2 separate regions of the Mus musculus genome follow, and region 2 is linked to region 1. Evidence: chromatin loops called from intact Hi-C (ENCODE). Cell type or tissue: heart. All regions are shown on one strand. Links, peaks and the distances in the headings refer to the core of each region. The heading gives the core; the rest is flanking DNA.

Region 1 (9,859 bases), core at 1,325-9,324:
GAGAGCGTCCAGGAGCAGTTGGCTCCGCCTCTTACCAGGAAAGCCAAGAGAAGCCTGGGAACTTCTTCCAGGTGTCTGCAAGCGAGAGTTCTCAGCCTCCAGCAGAGTCCTGGGGGGGAGGGGAGGCGATGGGGTCAGGCCCAGCTGAGGTTGCATGTCCTGCCACTGCAGGATCACTCTTTATTGTGACCATTGTCGTATGAAAGCCACACAGTCATATACCCACAGATATATACTTGGTGAACCCATATTTGAGACTCAGGGAGACCCCACACGCAGATTCCCACATTCGGAAGCAGGGCCAAGTGAATTGCTAACACTTCGATCAGACTCCTCAGATCAGTCTCCGCCTCCCCACCCAAGGCCAAGGCCGATGACCTCATCCTCGGAGAGGGAGGCCGATTCTCATGCTAATTATTGCCTTTTGTCCACACTACCATCTGGAGGGCCTGAGAAGGAGGGGCTCCTCAGGGGAAGTGGGAATTCTCAGGCTGTTCCCATGGGATGGCTCTCTCCTAGGCCCCCAGAGCTGGTGACAGACAAAAGCAAATGAATTCAGCTCTCCTTCTCCAAATCCTTTTCAGACCGCAAACACCAGTGCTTACATTCCTCAGAGCTGCCTGGACCCTTCCCCTCGCCTCAGAAGACTGACTGGGGCGAAGGCCCTCATCTTAGGATCACAAATCCTCCTTCAGGCCAGAGGTCTTTAGGTTCACAGCTGATGGGAGGAGATGAGGGGAATCAGTTCACAAGGGATTCGGAGCTAGTCCCTTGTTTCCATTCATGGCCTCTGAGCACATCTGGTTCTCAAAATAGCCTTTCCTCCGTCCTCATAGTGTCCTGCCTTGTGCATTCAGTCCTTCCTAGACACTCACTGGCTTCCCTTCTCTGGACTCTACCCTCCAGCTCCTCTCCTAGATCTGTCTCTGGTCTTGCCTCTTTGCCAGTGGATTCTGGAGAAGGGCGACATCCTGTCCTGGCCCCATACTCTGGCGGGATATCCTCAGCCCTCAACAGTGGGACTCCAGCCGGGACCTCTTCTGACAGACAGAGGCTGGACACAAACTACCCACAGCTGTTCCACTCAGCCTTCCTGAGGCAGCCAAGAAAGGGGCAACAGGAGCTGGGCAGGGCCAGTGACACGAGGGCTTGAAAGGAAGGCAGAAGGCTAGGCGCCCAGCTCTTACCCCAGACACAGCTGAGGCCCGGGCTAGGGGACCGGTGAGCACGACCAGGCAATCCTGCAAGGTCTCTTTCCTGAGACCGCCCAGGTGTCCCTGGGATCTGGCATAGACACTGGAGATTGCCTGCCTTTCAAAGAACTCGAGAGCAGGTGACTGTACCCTCTGGTCTCCTCCCTGAAGACTGAGTTGTCTCTTTAAGCATAACCATCTCTTCTAGTCCCGAACCTGGGAGCAGGTGGGCTCAAGTTTATGCCTACCAAGCTGCCAAGCCAGACAACCTCTTTGATCTCTGGGACTCATAAGCCTCCATCACAGACAAAAACATTACATAAATACATGTAATAAAAAGTTTTAAGTGGATCTGAGGGCTGGACAGATGGCTCAGTGGTTAAGAGTGCTTGCTGCCCTTGCAGAGAACAGGGGTGTGGCTCACAGCACCAGTGTGGAGCTGCTCACAGCCTATAACTCCAGCTGCAAGGGACCCAGTGTCTTCTGGGCTCTTAAGACACCTGGACACATGGGGCCTATACACAAATACACGTAAATAGAACAGTTTTACAGGGTCAAGTTTCGGGGCCCTTCAGCCAAGGAGACAGTCAGTACTGTGTACCTGTATGTAGCCACTTCCAGACTAAGGGACATCTTGAGGTGTGCCAGTTGCTGCCCACCTTCCAGGATCTGAGCGATCTGACTCTGTAGACCCTGCTTCTCCTGCTCCAGGGCTTCCACAGCCAGCTGCAAAGCAAGCCGGCAGAGTGAGTGGGAGGGGCCTCTGCTCTGGGCCATGACTCTCTTCACTGCTCACATCTTTGTAGGGCAGAGTCCTGTTCCTCTACCTGCGTTCTCCCTGTCTGGAGCACTGTGCTGGACCCCCGGACAAGCACAGGAAACACTCCAGGCCTCTCCTAGATAGACCAGGCTTCTTCTTAGGATGCTGGTTAAATGGTAACACATGCTATTGAGAACCTAGCTCCCACGGGAGGAGATGGGATAAAGGAGAGGAGATGGGTTACACAGCGGAAGAGGAGGCAAAGTGGAAACAGAAGGAAAAAGCAATTTATCAAGAGTCGCCTCGAGAAGGCTTGGAAGGAAAGCAGCTGGGCCACCACTGCCCCCGGCTCCTCATAGCAGGCTGGGTTCCTCCACTTCCCACTTGTTCTGGAATCCTTCTCCCCCAAGAAGAGTGGGCAGGTGGTCACGTCGGGACTTCTGTCTGGGCCAGGCAAGAGGCTGTTTTCTCAGCTGTTGGTCACATCTGTGCAATATGAGGGGGAGGGTGCCCCAGGCCTTTGGAATGCGCTTCAGGGAGCTGAGAAGCCTTGACACAGAGAGGGGCTGGTGGTCTGCGGTGGCTCACACTGCCTTCCTTCACTATGGTTGCTAGGAACCTTCTGGTGGGGAGAGAGCATGTGTTGGGCACCTTCTGATTGACAACTGCATAGTGAAGGGCACAGGGAGTCACCCTAGAGAGGGGTTGCCATTCAAAGAGTGAGGAGCAGCTACAGTGGGTATTGGCCTGCGGGCCTTTCAAGGGGGCTGTGCTAGGAGGTCTCAGAATTCCATCCATCCTGCCTGTCTGGACAGGGAAGTCTAGGACTTGTGCTTGCTCTGAGCAAGGACTCCTGAATACAGTTGTCCTTGCCCCCACCCCTTTCCTGAAGGTCTCTTGCCATCCTAAGTACCTCCTAGGGCTTGGTTTTACCAGGGACAGGGTGGGCGTGTTGGTGACCCTCCTCACCTGGAACTTTTCAGTGGCCTGCAGCCGGTCCTGCCAGCGGCCTTCCAATCTCTGTTCCAGCGCCTCTCTGCGCTCCTGGAGGCTGTCGCGATCAGCCTGCAGCTGCTGCACCTCTAAGCGACTCTCCCGAGCGCCCCGCACGGCTTGGCCCAGACGCTCGCGGGCCTGGCCCAGCGAGCTCTCCATGTGAGCCACGCGCTCCTGGTAGTCACGCACCGCCCCGCGCCACACTTCGCCTAGGCGCCTGGCCAGCTCCTCGACTTCAGGGGCCCGGATGGGGGATGCGTGGGCCGGCGCGGGGGGTCGGCGCGGCGTACAGGCGGCCTGGGCGTTCAGGTGCGCGCGCTCCTCCTCGTGCGACGCTCGCAGAGCCTCTAACTCGCGCTCCAGCTCGGCAGCCTGGGTGCTCAGCCAGCCCCGCGCATTCTTCTCCGCCTCGAGCGCGCGCCGGCTGCAGGCCGCCTCCTCGATGGTCCGCTCCCGGGCGAGCCGCACCTGCTGGCACCGGCCCGCCACGCTCTCCAGCTCTTCGGCAAGGTTGTCGCGCTGCACCTCAGCCTCGTGCTTCTCCCGCCAGCGCTGATCGACGAGGACCCGCAGGGCTGCCAGCTCGTCGTCGGCTCGGGCTCGCCAGGAGGCGTCCCCGGACTGCGCCCGGAGTCCCCCAAGCTCGGCACTGAGCAGCTGGTTCTGCTCCTCCAGCGTCTTGACCCGGGTCAGGTAGGCCTCCAGGCGTCGATTGAGCTCCCACATCTGAAAAGATTCTTCCCCGACGCAACCCTCCATGTCGCTGGTCTGGCCCCCCGAGGGCAAGCGGACGTGGAGCACTAGAGAAGGGAGTGGCCCTTGGAGCTTTTAAGGGGGAGAAAGGGAGTAGCGGCGACAGTGACCCAGCGGAAGCGGAGGATTCCAGCAGCGAGCTGAAGCGAGGGTATTCATACTCCCGCCGGCCGGGCGGAAAAGGGGCGGTCCCTAGGCCTTAACCCTTTAGAGTTCAGTGCAACACACAGCCCGGGTCCCTGCATCATCCCAGCTCAGCAGAGAAGAATCAAATTGTAGCCTCGCCCTGGCGGGGATCCCGTCCGGTGCGGGTGATTTTCCGAAAGAGGCTTGAGATACAGCCAGACAGCCCAGAACACCCTAAGATGCACAGAACTGGGCCCCAGGACCTCCTTTCTCTACACTCTTACTCAAATCCTCTAGGACTCAGCTCCTCATTTATAAAATGGCTTGGTGTTGGAAACCTCGTGAACTGTTGGAAAAACGGACGGTGCAGTGTTTTGTGTATAACAGTAAATACTCACCCCCAAGAGAGGCAACATTGCGAAGAAACACTGCCCGAAGAAAGAGGAGCCCACTGGTACTGAGGGAAGTCTGCCAGTGCTCCGGAGGCTGAAGTAGGATTGACACCAGCCTGGGTAGTAAACACCACCACCACCCCTTTTCTTCAGATGGTTGGTATGGCTATGTAGATCAGGCAGGTCTCAGGGACGCTCCTGCCATAGCTTCCCCAGTGCTGGGATTAAATGCCTGTGCCAGTACCCCTGCCCAGTTAATGTTAGCAGACACAATGCCCAGTTCGTACCCGCAGAGGGACGTCCTACCCTACCCTACCCCGCACCAGGAAAAGGAGACTAGCAAGGGAAAGTTTTTCTCCTTTGAAGTTCGATCCCTCTTGTCATTTAGTGAAGAAGTTACGCGGCTCTCAAGAGAGCCCCCTGGTGGCTAAGCATGAAGTTTGGCGAAGAAAGAAATGAAGCTGTAGATTTTCTACAAGGGACCAATATTTCAGGCTCAAATATTTGAATGCTTGCTCCCCAGGTGGAGGACCTGTTTAAAAAGATTGGGGCCGGGCAGTGGTGGCACATGTCTTTAATCCCAGCACTTGGGAGGCAAAGGCAGGCGGATTTCTGAGTTCGAGACCAGCCTGGTCTACAGAGTGAGTTCCAGGACAGCCAGAGCTACACAGAGAAACCCTGTCTCAAAAATCCAAAAAAAAAAAAAAAAAAAAAAAAAGGATTGGGAGGAATGGCCTTGTTGGAGGAGGTGTGTCACTGGGGGCAGGCTTGTGCTTGTACATTGAGACCTGAGCTCTCAGCTGCTGTTCCAGTGCCATAACCGCCTGCCTGTTGCCATGCTCCCTACTGTGATGTTCAGGACCCGCATAGTGAGCTGAGGAGAGACTGGTTCCCACATGGCATACTGTGGCATGGTGCACCTGTACACACACACACACACACACACACCAATAATAAGAAGAACAATAATAAATCTAAATTCTTTAAAATAGCTGTTTGAGTCAATGACATGAGTTTCATCAAACTTTGTTCAGTGAGGCCAGTTTAATCCCTTTAACCCCAGCACGCAAGAGAAAGAATAAAGCCAATCTCTGAGTTTGAGGCCAGCCTCTACATAGCAAATGAGTTCTGGGCCACCCAGGATTACATAGTCAGATCCTGCCTTAAAAGAAAAAAAAAATAGGGGGCTGGAAAGACTGCTCAGTAATTAAGAGCACTGACTACCCTTCCAGAGGTCCTCAGTTCAATTCCAAGCAACTACACGGTGGCTCACAACCATCTGCAATGAGATCTGATGCCCTCTTCTGGTGTGTCTGAAGACAGCTACAGTGTACTTATATATAATAAATAAATAAATCGTTCAGTGAATTTTGACTTGGGATTAGGACAAAATTTCCAAAAATGTCTGAAATGGTCCTAAACATACTTCTATGGGCAGAATCGTTCATACAGATTGGCATTCTCAGCACTGATGGTTACGAAATCAGGATATCTGGGCTGGAGAGACAGACGCTCAGTAGTCAAAAGCACTTGCTGCTCTTCCAGAGGACTCAAGTACCATTCCCAGCACCCACATGCAGCTCCAGGGACATCAAAGCCTCTGACCTCTGCATGCATCCACACACAGATATACACGCCCATGCACACACACACACACACACACACACACAAATAACAATAAACTATTTTTTTAAATTAAAGTATGGATCAATTCTGAAAATGTTGAAGGTGTTCCATCATGGACCTGAAGTACCAAATGTTCAGGCAAGATTCAGCTCTACATAAGCATAAACAAGCAGGCCAGGCAGTGGTGGCGCATGCCTTTAATCCCAGCACTTGGGAGGCAGAGGCAGGTGGAGGCAGGTGGATCTCTGAGTTCGAGGCCAGCCTGGTCTACAAAGTGAGTTCCAGGACAGCCAGGGCTACACAGAGAAACCTGTCTCGAAAAAACAATAAGCAAGCAATCCTTCCCATTCGCAGGGAAATCTCCTTTCATCTTTTTTTTTTTTTTTAGCTTACACAAAGCAATTCATTAACAGAAAATAATTTGAGAAGTCCTGTTCACAGATGACAACCATGATGACCCTCTTCCTTCCAGTGCTGTCAGAGGGGATGGGGATGACAACTTCTATCTGCCCAATCCTCATCCCAGAGCTCTGAGGGCTGACTGGGCTCCAGGTCCTGGGGTCTTGGTCCTGTTTCCTCCTGTGGCCCGGAGTTTGATACACAGGGTGGTGATGCCCAGCCCCTTGCACCTCTGGGCAACATCCTGGGCAGCCAACATGGCTGCATACGGAGAGGACTCATCTCAGGCAGCCTTTACCTTCATCCTGCCAGTCACACGGCAGACGGTTTCCTTGCCAGAAAGATCAGTAACATGGACAAGGGTGTCACTGAAGGACGCAAAGGTCTGACAGGCAACAAATACATTCTCTCCTTCAGTCACCTGAGGTCCAAGGCTGGTGACCTGTTCTTCCCTCTTTTCCTTCCCCTCGTGAGGTGCCACTTCTGAACGTTCTCCCCAGACTCCCCCACCCCTTCTTTTATCTTTTAAAAATGGAAAAATCATCTGTATACCAGAGATTTGCTCTAACATAAATGTCTTTATGATTATCAGTATTTGGCTTGTATGCCTGTTACATACTTGCTACTGTGGATCATGCAAATGTTCCTCGGGCACTGAGGTCTCCAGTGGAAAGAGGATAAGTGGCCCTTCTCTGTCCTTCTCAGCAGAGTTCCTTGAGCACTGATCGTGTTCTAGAGAGACTGCGGTGCCTTGCACAGGGCTGTGGCTCTGAATTCGCCCCTTCCATCTCAATAGCCCTGAATAAGTTAGTGATGTCAAATGTTTGACTGGAGCACACAGGTGAAAGCATGTCTTACTAAAGCAAACACGTGAGAGGCTGTTTTCCTGAAGCAGACACAGGTGAGAGGATGTTTGGATATAGCAAACACATGAGAGGACTCTTGATGAAGGAGTATAAATATGACCCCACAGGCAATAAGAGACGAGCACTGAGTTTTGTTTGCTCCACCTTGATATTCTTCGCTAAAGGCACACATGTATTGATTCATCATATATAGTGTTGTTGGGCTCACCTTGTGATAATGCTGCCACCGAGAGAAACTCACCCAAGCACTGCTCTCAAGGTTCCCGAGGCAGCTTGCTGCTTCTGCAGCCTCACCTCAGGCAGGCTGGTAAGCCTGGCAGTTTCTTCAGGATTGAACTACAGCTGCCTGGTGTCTGCTTGCTGAGAGAACTGGACTGTAGCTGCTGGTTCATGCATGGTGTCTGCCTGCCTAGAGGACTGGTCTGCAGCTGCTGAGTCGTATTTGGTGTTTGCTATGGGAATGAACTGCTGTCAAAGCAAATCGAGCTTGTTCCCAAAGAACTATTGCTGAACAGGTCCACTTCCACCATAGCCTAATAACTTTTCTCTTCTACTACCTTTGCTGGGTGGTAGGGATAGAACCCTTATTAAAAGTAGGTTGCAAAAAATTTATACCTACAGGGAACCCTCTCTCAACCTTTGGGGGCTGCATTGGTTACAGATGGACCCCAGGACACCATGAATACTGGACAAGTAATCTTTGAGCTGTATTCTTGGCTTTGAGGAATCTGTGAGACTTCAGCTGCAGTGTTGTGGTTGTTGCTGTTATTGGTTTGTTTGTTTGTTTTAAGAGCAGCGAGTACTCTTTTTTTTAAAAGATTTATTTATTATTATACATTAGTACACTGTAGCTGTCTTCAGATGTGCCAGAAGAGGGTGTCAGATCTCACTGTGGGTGGTTGTGAGCCACCATGTGGTTGCTGGGATTTGAACTCAGGACCTTCAGAAGAGCAGTCAGTGCTCTTAACCGCTGAGCCATCTCACCAGCACTGTTGTTATTGTTGTTGTTATTATTATCTCCTAAGACCACAGCATACAGCATATGGGCCACATGCCACTACACTAGGTAAGTGCAAAACAGATCAGCAGCCATTTGGAGCAAGAGACACAGAGAGATAGAGACAACAGAGAGGAGTGGAGATAGAGAGAGACAGAGCTACAGGCAGGACCAAGAAAAGTAGGACAGAGAGACAGAGGCCCAAAAACAGAGACAGAGAAAAGCAACAAAAGATAGAGACAGAGAGAGAAGAGACAACAAGACAGAAAAAAACAGTGACAGAGATCCCTAAGCAAGCCAAGGCCTCTCTGGGCAACCCAGGAAGAGGCCTGTCCTTTTCCCTGACGACTGAAAGTGGGTAGGGTATGGTGTTTCATTTACCGGTGCTGGGGCCTAAACCTAGTGATTCATGCATGCTAGGCAAGCACTCGACCATGCTGAATGTTTTTATTTTAGCCGTGAATCGAGTAGAAACCATGTTTATCAGATCTACATTCATGAAAAAAAAAAAAAAACAAAAAACAAGAGATCTTGACAAAATAGGAGAGAAATGAGCTAGGCCTGGCATTACATCTGTAATCCCAGTACACAAAGGGTTCAGTCAGGAGTACAAGAGGTCAACATGGCTAGAGAGATGGCTCAGCAGTTAGGAGCACTGACTGCTCTTCCAGAGGTCTTGAGTTCAATTCCCAGCAACAACATGGTGGCTCACAACCATCTGTAATGGGGTCTGATGCTCTCTTCTGGTGTGTCTGAAGACAACTATAGTATACTCATATACATAAAACAAATAAATCTTTAAAAAAAAACAAAAATCAAAACAAAACAAAAAACAAAAACAAAAAAACAAAACAAAAAAACAAAACAAAACAAAACAAAAAACCACAATAAAATCCTAGAGGCATGGTGGCCATCAGGGTTTCCGTTGCTGTTAAGAGACCCCATGGCCAAGGCAACTCTTATTAAGGACAACATTTAATAGGGGCTGGCTTACAGATTCAGAGGTTCAGTCCATTATCATCAAGGCAGGGAAGATGGCAGTGCAGGAGTTGCTGAGAGTTCTGCATCTTCATCCAAAGGAAAGCCAGGAGCAGACTGTCTTCCAGGCAGCTAGGAAAAGGGGAGGGTCTCAAAGCCTACTCCTACAATGACACACTTCTCCAACAAGACCATACCTTGTAATAGTGCTACTCTCTGGGCCAAGCATATTCAAACCACCACAGTGGCCCATGCTTCTAATCCCAACACTTGCAGGTAGAGGGAGGCAGATCTCTGTGAGTTTGAGGCCAGCCTGACCCACATAGTTCTAGGACAGCCAGGACTATTTAGAGAGTCCCTGTCTCAAAGTAAATCAACCCCACATTCTTGACTCTGTATCCTTTTGGGGGTGGGTGGAGAAATTGCTCAGATGTTAAGAGCACACTGGCTGCTCTTTCAGAGGACCTGAGTTCAATTCCCTTTGACCAATGGCAGCTCACAAGTGTTGGAAACTCCAGAGAATTCAGTGTCCTTGTCTGGCCTCCACTGCATGCACAGACATCCATACACATTTTTAAAAAATCATGGGGCTGGAGAGGTGGCTCAGTGGTTAAGAGCACTGACTGCTCTTCCAGAAGTCCTGAGTTCAATTCCCAGCAACCACATGATGGCTCACAACCATCTGTAATGGGGTCTGATGCCCTCTTCTGTGTGTCTGAGGAGAGCAATGGTAGTGTGCATTATATGCATAAAATAAAAAAACTTTTTAAAAA
Region 2 (9,859 bases), core at 818-8,817, 100 kb before region 1:
ACAAGTACTCTTAACTGCTGAGCCAGTGCTCCGGCCCCAACCCTTTAGTAAACTTTCATTAAAGATCTAATGCCTTCAACTCATTCCCAGGCCAGTGACAGACTGTGATAAACAGAGCATCTGGTGCAGATCAGTGTTGAGTGCTTGCCTTGAAAGTTGGGTTCAATCTCCAATGCTGGGAGTAGACATTAGGGGAAAGACTTAGGGAGGAAGAATCCTGAGAAATTACAGAAGTTTGCAGGACTTTTGATTGGTCTGGTTTTGGTTTTGGTAACATGGGGGATTGGATTCACAGAAGGCAGTGTTCAGAAAGTTACTTGGTCTGAGTCCTGACGAAGAACTTGGGAGAGTTCTAAAGAGAGAAAGTCAAAATGCTGCCCAGTGGGACACAGGAAGCAAGGTAAGAGTTCAGAGGAAAATCCTTGGTCCCTGGAGGCCAGAGGTAGAGCCAAATTTCCCTTAAGGGATCCTATTGGAGAGGTAGAGGGCGAGAACTAAGGCTGACATGCTGACCTCTCTGTTCCTGGCATCAACCCTGGGTCTTCCCCTATCCCTAAGGATAGCCACTGGAAGCTTGAGACTGTGCCAAAACCCTCAAACTGCAGGAAGAAAAAGGAGAAAAAGAAGAGGCTGCAAGAAGAAGCCAAGATCCGGAGCCTCACCAGGGATGGCCACAGGGCCTTGCATGCTGCTCAGATTCAGGAGGCCTTGGGCAGCTTCCAGAAGGCCTTCCTGCTGGCCTCCAAGGCCCCATCAACCAGAGACAGCTCCATTCTTCAAGCCTGTGCCTTTAACTTAGGGGCTGCCTATGTGGAGACTGGAGACCCAGCCACAGGTCTTGAGCTACTTCTGAGAGCCCACCCTGAAGAGAAGTCCGAAGGCTGGTGTCATGGTGACCAGTGCTTCAATGTGGCTTTAGCCCATCACGCCCTTGGTGACCTGACTCAAGCTTTGGACTGGTACCACAGGGCTCTGGTCCATTACCAACCACAGGGCTACCATGGGGAGGCACAGGCAAAAATAGGAGCCTGCTATCAGGCCCTGGGATGGCCTAAGCAAGCAGCCTGCAGTTTACAGGAAGCAAGCCAGGCCTATGCCCATGCAGGCCAGCTCTGGGATGCAGCCTTGGCTCAGGTGGCTGCCGTGAGATGTATGCTGAGCAGTCGGCAGTATGGACTGAGTGATGTGCTGCGGGCTCTGGAGGAGAGCCGCAAGCTTGCTGATGCTGACCGGAGCACCGACCAGGGACTGCTAGGTGAGCCTTAGTAAACAAGGTGTGGGCTCTAAAGAGGTGCTGAGCCTAAGCTCGGTGGTGTCCTGGGGGCTGGGGAATCTGGAGGAGTGAGTGGGTCAGAAGCTATACCGTTACAGCCTTAGCTATGGCCCATCTGGCCATCAGTGACTTTGGTTCTATTCTCCAGGGCCATTCTACAATGATCTAGGCATGGGTTACTTCCAACTCCAACTGTTCCCTCTGGCAGTAGAGGCCTTCCTGCAGGCCCTACCCCTGTGTCGACAGCCATCAGAGCAGGCTACAGTGCTTCAAAATCTTGGAATGACCCACAATGTCCTTGGCAACTATTGGGAAGCCCAGGAGTTTCACCAGAAGGCTGCAAGTCTGCATGGTGGGTCCCAGGGACTGGGGACTGGGGCCAAGACTAAAGGATTAAAAAGAGGTTTCAGGCTTGGAGAGGATACATATACATCATATATGCATGTGTGTGCATACACACACACACACACCACATTTCTGGAGTGCTTGCCCAGCATACACAAAGCTCTGATTTGGTTCCCAGCACCACATAGACCCAGTGCAGTGGTGCTCATCTGCAGTCTCAGTGCTCAGTAGGTGGAGACAAGAGAATCAGAAGCTTTAAGCGATCCAAATTCCAGGCCAGCTTGGGTTACATAGTATCCTGTCAAAAAAGAAAAAGAATAAAATGTTTCCAATGAACGGGGTGGTGTCCCACGAGTTGGGAGGGGACTGAGGAGCCTGGGTCCCGATCGGCAAGGCGCTACACCGGGAGCATGGCTGGCTGAATCTCTGGGACCAGTTACTGGGCTGGGACTACCTGAAATGGAAGAAGCAGACAGAGCAGAAGGTAGTGAGCACAGTGGCCTGGAGCTGGAGGTTGGGAGGCCACAGGTGCTGCCCTGAATCTCCTCCTTCAGCAGCAAACCACTTCCCATCTCTGCCCTTTAGTTGCCACACATAATGATGGTGCTGTGAGGGGCAGATGGGATGGCTCAGCAGGGAAGGGTACTTACTGCTAAGCAAGTTGGCCCGAGTTCACTTCCCAGAACCCATGTGGATGTCAGAGAGCACCAATTCCCGCAAGTGGTCCTGACTCCCTTCTGTGCACAGCCATATACCCACAGAAACAAATATGAAAAAATTAAAAACAATGGTAGCTGAGGGTGGGGCTCAGTGGCAAAGCACTTGCCTGACATGCACAGGGCCCTGGATTCCATTCCCAGCACTACAGAAACATACACACACACACACACACACACACACACACGCACACACACACACACACACACACACACACACACACACACGGTATCCAATCACACAAGTGAGATTGGACCTGGGTATCTATGAATCTATGACCTGGGTGTCTAGCCCTTAAATAGTTTTTGTTTTTTGTTTTTTTTTTAACCTGCCCGCTATGGTGCACACCTTTGATCCCAGCACTCCAGAGGTAGAGACAGATCTCTGATCTTTTATTTATTTATTTATTTATTTATTTATTTATTTTTCCTCAGCATATTAATATAGTCTCTTAACCCACAGGTCCCAACTTGCTAGGGAGGTATTTGGGGTAAAACAAGGTGAGAGGCTCAACCTGGATAACTTAGGTCTTTGTGGGTCACCTACAGGCGCTGAGGCTGAACTTTGGGACTCCTGGGATCCTCCCTTGTTGAGGGCAGGGTTTCATTGCCCCAGCAACCAAGTCCCTACTCAGACTGACCTGTTCTGATTTCAGGCTCTGTGGGCCAGCGGTGGGAGCAGGGTCGCAGCTTTAGCGGCCTGGCATTTTCACTGAGCCAGCTGGGGGACCACAGGGCTGCCTGGGACAGCTATTTGCATGCCCTCCAGGCTGCCCAAGACACTGGTAAGAATGAGAGGGTTAGCTTGGAACTCAGGGAGGGGGACACAAAGACCGAGGGTACACAATGCCTGAAGGGTCTGTGGAACAGGGAACATGAGAAGATCTTTCGAGCTCTCGTCCTTAGGAGACGTGAAGGGACAGTGGCAGGCGTGTGAGGGCCTTGGGGCAGCTGCAGCCAGACTGGGACAACATGACCAGGCCTTGAAATACTATAAGGAAGCGCTGGCCCTGTGTCAGGTGAGACCCTCCATCATGGCCTCTGACTTCCTGCCTTCCCCTCCTCCAGAAGTCTCGGCTGATACTGCCAGTCTTGCTCCTTGCTCCCACCACGTATTTACTGATTAGAAACACCACACCAGGTCCACAGCTGTTACCTGGAGGAAGAGGCAGTCTGCCTACAGTTTTATGCTCAGTGGCATAGTGGCATGGTGGCATGGTGGCAGGGCACAAAGAAAGGGAATCAGACCTCTCGCTCTTTCTTTCTGTCCCTTTCCTGGTTTTGCAGATTCATAGCTCGGTTCATCCGCATTCCACCCCCGTTCCTTTCTCCCCAGCACGAACCAAGTTCTGTACGAGAGCGGCTTGTGGCCAAATTGGCAGATGCCATGCGGACCTTCGTGGCTCAGGAGAAGATAGCCCAGGCTCGTTTCTTGGTAGTATGACACCTAAGACGAGGAGGTGGGAGTGGGGACAAGATGCCCCAGAAAGAATCTTCTCAGGAATGCCACACTTAACCACTCCGTGTTCATTTTCCCCTGGGCTTGCATGAGGGATGGATGTATATAAGGTTGTAGGGGGTGGGGCAGAGATTGTGACATACCTTTTTGTCCACGGGCTGTTTCTTGGGACTTTAGCTGAGGTCACAAGCCCCATTGGGTTAAGGCCAAGGCCTTTCAGCCATTCGTGTGAAGAGTTGGGAGGCTGCTCTTGGGTGCAATTCCCTAAATGGCCACAGGATGGGGGTGGTGCTCCAAGAAAACTCCAGGAGCTGTCTCTTTGGTAGGGCTTCTATGGGTCTCCTTGGACTGTACCTCGAGCGCGGTTTGCTTTCCAGTCTCTCTCCACAGGCCCTCCAAATGCTTTCCTCTATAGGAAATGTCCTCTCACCCCAAGAATTGAAATGTATATTTTATTAGAGGGATTTAATGGGTTGAATGCCCTCTTGTTTTAAAGCTCAGGACACTGTATAATCTTCAGTTATTTCACCTGAAGCAGAGAGGGTGTAGTTCAGATGTAGGATGCTTGCCCAGCAGATGTGAGACCCTAGTTCAGTTACCATACTGGGGGATAGGGGTAGTTATCTTGGAACAGGTAGGGGGTTGGATTAAAAGTCAAAAATCTTGGGCCAAGGCCTTCCACTAACTCAGAAAATACACAGAGGCACTGGGCATCGCATAATGGTCAGGCTATGGCTGGGTCCACAAGCCTGATTTCTGATCTAAGATTTAGTAGGTGAACCTTCAGAGAGCAAAGGGCCTTACTTCAGAATTTGAGTCTCAGAAACCCCCTGGGCTGTCTTCCAGCACGTAAGTCTGTGTGGGGACACTGTGGCTCCCTAAAGGTAGCTGGAAGGGCAGTGATAGCCAGGTGGGTTTTCTCTGTACATTCGCCAGCCCTCTGCTCCTGGAAAGCTGCAGACTTCACGGAAGGCAAAGACCTCAGCCAGGGTACAAAGTAGTGCAGAAGATGCCCAGGAGAGGTGAGTCAGGCAGTCCTGACATGGTAGAAGAGGGTTTGCTGGCTGGGGTAGGGGTGGGGGTGGAGGGAGCTGACCCCAGGGGTGTCCCACAGCCCAGCTACATCCAGTTCTCTGTCCCTGAAAACCTTTCAGTCAGTGGGAAGGTGAAGCGTCAGAAGGCGGCCATGAGAAGAAGGAGATGGAGGGGTTGGTGAACACGGCCACTGTGTTAGGACCTCAGAGACAGAACCGTGAGTGGAAAGAGGGGGTGGGTAGGAGGAACACGCCCCACTCCTGCAGTTGGAACCCTCATCTCACCTTCCTGGTGCCCCCACACACACCTGCCACCCACCTCTGGCTCCCCCTGCCTGCAGCAGCTCTCCCACATTTCTGCTTCTCTCATGGGGGGGGCCTGGCCCATTTCCTCCCAGGCCTTCCCAGATGTGTGTGTGTTGCTAGCTCTCTGTTCCCTAGCTTTCATGCCGTTTCCTAGCAACTTAAACTTTGTATCTTAGCGCCCAGGGTGTGTGAAGAGCCAGCTCCACTTCAGGCACCATGTTAGGCTTTTCTCCTTACTAGGCTGTCCCATGAACCTCTCAAGCTCACTCACGGGGCTGAAGGCCTTGCTATTTGGTGAGCTGGCTCGGATTCCTGGTGTGTTTCCTTCTAGGGACTCATTCCTCCATCACTTAGGGGACTGGTGTTTACCAAGCACATGGCTTGTCCAGGGCATCTTCCGTGAAGTGACCAATACATAGCTAGATATCTGCCCCCATTTGTCCCCACCCCTGCTTCCTCTTTCCCACTGTGAGGTCCTGGTTACGAAAAGGTCTGTGAGAAATGTATCTAATCCCCTCCATCCATGCTTAGGAGCCACAACCCATCTTCCATCTGGAGGCCCAAGTCCCAGTGGAGAGGAATATCCCTTCATCATAGCACCCAAGAAGCTCCGAGTCAGTAGGTGGGTCCTCCGAGGGGTGGGGCCCTGGAGGATGGGCAGCTTGTGGTTGAGGGAAGAAAGCATCTAAGACTCGGCGTTATCCCAGTCTCCTGCAAAGCCTGACTGCTGTAAGAGAACAGCGTCCTAAAGAAAACAGAGATGAGAAGCTGCATCCAGGGAGGCAGATCTCGTGCTTCCACAGTTGCCCCACGCCAGCCCCTCTGTCCCTTTAGGTCATCCACATGGGCCAAGGAAGCCCTCGGCAGGAACTTCCAGAGGACACGCATCCAGTCCGGCCTCTGCAGCATCATGTGATCTATACCTGCTGGCTACAGCACTTACCTCTACAGGAACTTCCCGATAGACACTTGTATGGGCTTTGGGGAGGAGCCTCTTTAGCCGGTATGGACAAGGTGCTCCTGAACAGACAGGCCAAGGACTCTGCTGGCTTGGCATTGAGAGTCTCTTTGCTCTTCTTTGGGGGGGACTTGAACTCAGTAGACAAACGAAAACTGGGAAACGAATAGTGAGCACTGTCCCTTGCTTTTCTGGATTGGGACGTCATGACTGTTAAAACGTTTTGCCAGTTCTAAAAATGACTTCCTAGCTCAGGTGACTTTGGGGTCACTGAGCTTCTCCATGTCCCCTTCTCATGTTGGAGACACGAATGTCATACAACAGAAGATAAGAGGGCACACACTCCAGTTACTGTCCCCCATGAATACCCAAAGTCACACAATAACCGTGATAATTTTTCGACATTTTTCGAGCATGCTTCACACCCTGAACACTTATAGGTATTTCCTCACAGGAGTGCGGGAGGAAAAGAGATGGCTGGGCACAGTGACACGGGCCTATGATCCTAAAGCTCAGAGAGGGCAGGAAGGTCACCGCTTCAAGGCCAGTCTGAGCTACATAGCAAGATGTATCTCAAAAAACAAAACAATTAGAGAGGCCAAGGCTGGCAGATCTCCCTGAGTTTGAGGCTAGCCTGGTCTACATAGCATAATCAGGCTAGCCAGGGCTATATAGTGAGACACTGTCTCAAACAAACAACCCAAAAAACAAAAACAAAAAAATCCAACAACAAAACTAAAATGAGGAAAAGAAAGCTCAAAGGTGAAAAGGGTTAAAGATCCAGTAGTGGGCTGGCGAGATGGCTCAGCGGGTAAGACCTCTGACTGCTCTTCCGAAAGTCCTGAGTTCAAATCGTAGCAACCACATGGTGGTTCACAACAACCCATAATGAGATCTGATGCCCCCTTCTGGTGTGTCTGAAGACAGCTACAGTGTACTTAATAAATCTTTGGGACGGAGCAAGCGGGGCTGACCGGAATGAACAGAGGTCCTAAAAATTCAATTCCCAACAGCCACATGAAGACTCACAATAGAATTCATCTGTACAGCTACAGTGTATTCATATACATAAAATAAATAAATACATCTTTAAAAAAAGATGCAGTCACACCAGTAGGACCTGGAGGTCAAACTGAGTGACACAGGCCTCTGTGCAGCCCCACCCCCGCCCCACTGGCACCTGAGCTGGCCGGCAGTCTGCTGTGTTTTAGTACAAAATGTAAATCTGGGACCCAAGTGTAAAAAGAAGCATTGTTTCTACAAAGCTGAGTTGGATCCTTAATAGACTCATTCAAATTAGGTCACTTTTTGGTTTGTTTCTGTTTATTTTGCTTGCTCCTAGGGACTGAGGGCATAACAGGGCATCCTGGGCTAAGCAAGCACTCCACTGTTGGCTCCAGGCCAAGTCTAGTCATTTTCAAAAGCTGCCATTAGATACAAGCAGTGTGTGTGTGTGTGTGTGTGTGTGTGTGTGTGTGTGTGTGTGTTACAAAGTGGCGCCAATCCTAAGGTTCTAGAGTAATCTGACACTACTTGCTCTGCTTGCTTTGGACGTTGCTGATTCCCCTTAAAGAAGCAAACTGACCCTGGAGGGATGGTTCAGCAGTTACAAGCCCTCACTGGCTGCTCTTCCAGAAGACCTGGACTCATTCCCCTGCACTTACAGGGCAGCTCACAACTGTCTGTAACTCCAAAGGATCCTAATATCCTCACACACATAGGCAAAATGCCAATGCACATAAAATAAAAATAAACTAATCACAAAAAATGCAAACTGGAGTGCCAGGAGGTGGTGGTGCACGCCTTTAATCCCAGCACTTGGGAGGCAGAGGCAGGCGGATTTCTGAGTTCGAGGCCAGCCTGGTCTACAGGGTGAGTTCCAGGACAGCCAGAACTGCACAGAGAAACCCTGTCTCAAAACCTGCCCCCCAAAAAAATGCAAACTGGGGGTGGGAGGTGCTGGAGAGATGGTTAAGAGCATTTGTTGTTCTAAAGGACCGGGATTCAATTCTCAGCACCCACATGGTGGCTCACAGCTGTCCATAACTCCAGTTCCAGGGGATCCAGGGCCTTCTTCTGACCTCTGAGGGCATCAGGCATGCATACGAAATACAGGTGTACACACAGGCAAAACACTCATACACATAAAATAAAATAAATCTAAAAAAATTTTTGTTTTTTAAAGAAGCAAACTGGAAATTGCAGGTGACTGGTAACAGGTAAGGTTTGTATAAAAACCACGTGAAATCTAGCCGAGTGAGGTGATGCACACCTTTAATCCCAGCACTCAGGAGGCAGAGGCAGGTGGAATTCGGAATTCAAGGCCAGCCTGGTCTTCAGAGGGAGTTACAGGACAGCCAGGGCTACACAGAGAAATCCTGTCTCAGAAACAAACAAACATAAATCCACTCACTGGCTCCAACTTCAGGAAAAGGACCCTGGCCCCACATTGATAAGTAGAAAATAGATGTATTTTATTTTAGGCTGCAGTAAAAATAATTTACTTCTAACCATGTTAAAATCAGAAGTAAATGAAATGATTAAAAGGGTGTAGGAGAGAAAAACCTCAATCCTACTGTCTCTTGTTTTCTATTTGTGCCCTGAGTTTTAAATAGACTGAGTCCATTTAACAAGGCTGGGAGTGTAACACTGTGAGACATGAATCTGGTTAATACGGCCAGGAGTACCGCTCTGTGGTCCAGAACTTGTCTACCAAACAAGAAGCTTTCAATTCCATCTCCAGCTTTGTGCAAAAGAGAGGGGGTAGGGAGGGAGTGGGAAAACAATCAGTTTCACGGAGAAAAAAACCCACATTTATCTTTATTATTATTATTATTATTAAAAACAGGTATTATTAAAAACATGGCTGTCCTGGAACTCACAACATAAATCAGGCTGGTCTTGAACTCACAAAGATCTGCCTCTGCCTCCTGAGTGCTGGGATTAAAGGCATCTGTCACCATGTCCAGCTTTCTTTCTTCCTCCCTCCCTTCCTCCCTCCCTTCTTCCCTCCCTTCTTACTTTCATTCCTTCCTTCCTCCTTTCCTCCCTTCCTCCCTCCCTCCCTCCCTTCCTTCCTTCCTTTCTTTTTTGATTCATACAGTATATTCTGGCCATGGTTTCCTATCTCCCAGATTCTCCTTATCCAACCCTCTCTGCACCTTCTTTCTCTCTCTCAAACAGGCAAAATACGAAAACAATAAAAACAAAAACAAAACAACACGTACATGTACACAAACCCATAAACATACAAAACCGGAAACCATAACTTACAAGCAAAAGACCAGCAAGATGAAAGAAGGCCCAAACAAAGCAACACGAAGTCGACAAAACACAGTTGAGTTTGTTTTGTGTTGGCCATCTACTGCTAGGCATGGAGCCTACTGATAAGTGTGCTTTGTATACCCAGTGAGACTTCACTGGAGAAAGCTAAATTTTGCTTTGCAAAGGGTTGTCAATCAGAGGCAACTTCTTGATTAGGGAGGGTTTATGTCCATTTCCCCTCTCAGCCCTTGGACCCTGTCTGGCTTGAACCTGTGCAGCCCTGTGTGTGCTGCCACAGTCTCTATGAGTTCACATGTGCACCAGGAAGACACTGTTTCCTTGGTGCCATCATCAACTCTGGCTCCTATGGTCTTTCTGCATAGCTTGCTCAGACCTGTGAGGGGTTTGAGGAAGATATCTTACTTAGGACTGGGTGTTCCAATGTCTCTCACTCTGTACACTGCTCAGTTGTGGATTGTTGGGAGCCGCTCTCACATTTGCCAT

The links. Hi-C counts contacts between places; a loop is a spot of excess contacts. Peaks named below come from ENCODE experiments on the same cell type or tissue, not always from the same donor. Only the 100,000 strongest peaks of a DNase experiment are listed, where the experiment ranks them.
Region 2: a loop joins it to region 1, with 6 times the contacts of the local background. A loop is called at or near these places in 10 of 42 quality-filtered maps.

What each region holds. Positions count from the first base shown.
Region 1 is chr3:87,965,052-87,974,910 of GRCm38, reverse strand. Nes (nestin) reads right to left here and starts at 3,818. Exons shown (of 4, transcript NM_016701.3): 1 at 2,923-3,818; 2 at 1,795-1,919; 3 at 36-109. The coding sequence starts at 3,708. Gm32518 (a long non-coding RNA gene) reads right to left here. Exons shown (of 3, transcript XR_375786.3): 3 at 9,185-9,218. It also overlaps the pseudogene Gm3745. In heart, for the core only: a CTCF peak has its summit at 4,644 (motif pointing left); DNase peaks (open chromatin) are centred at 3,160, 3,820 and 4,450; H3K4me3 peaks cover 3,367 bases; H3K27ac peaks cover 2,687 bases; H3K27me3 peaks cover 747 bases.
Region 2 is chr3:88,066,217-88,076,075 of GRCm38, reverse strand. Ttc24 (tetratricopeptide repeat domain 24) reads left to right here. Exons shown (of 10, transcript NM_172526.3): 2 at 559-1,255; 3 at 1,422-1,625; 4 at 2,991-3,119; 5 at 3,241-3,353; 6 at 3,671-3,769; 7 at 4,730-4,815; 8 at 4,948-5,045; 9 at 5,665-5,755; 10 at 5,968-6,666. The coding sequence starts at 1,153. The coding sequence ends at 6,049. Among named protein-coding and RNA genes, the nearest start is that of Ttc24, 7.2 kb to the left of the region's middle. In heart, for the core only: a CTCF peak has its summit at 4,053; a DNase peak (open chromatin) is centred at 4,055; H3K27me3 peaks cover 3,719 bases.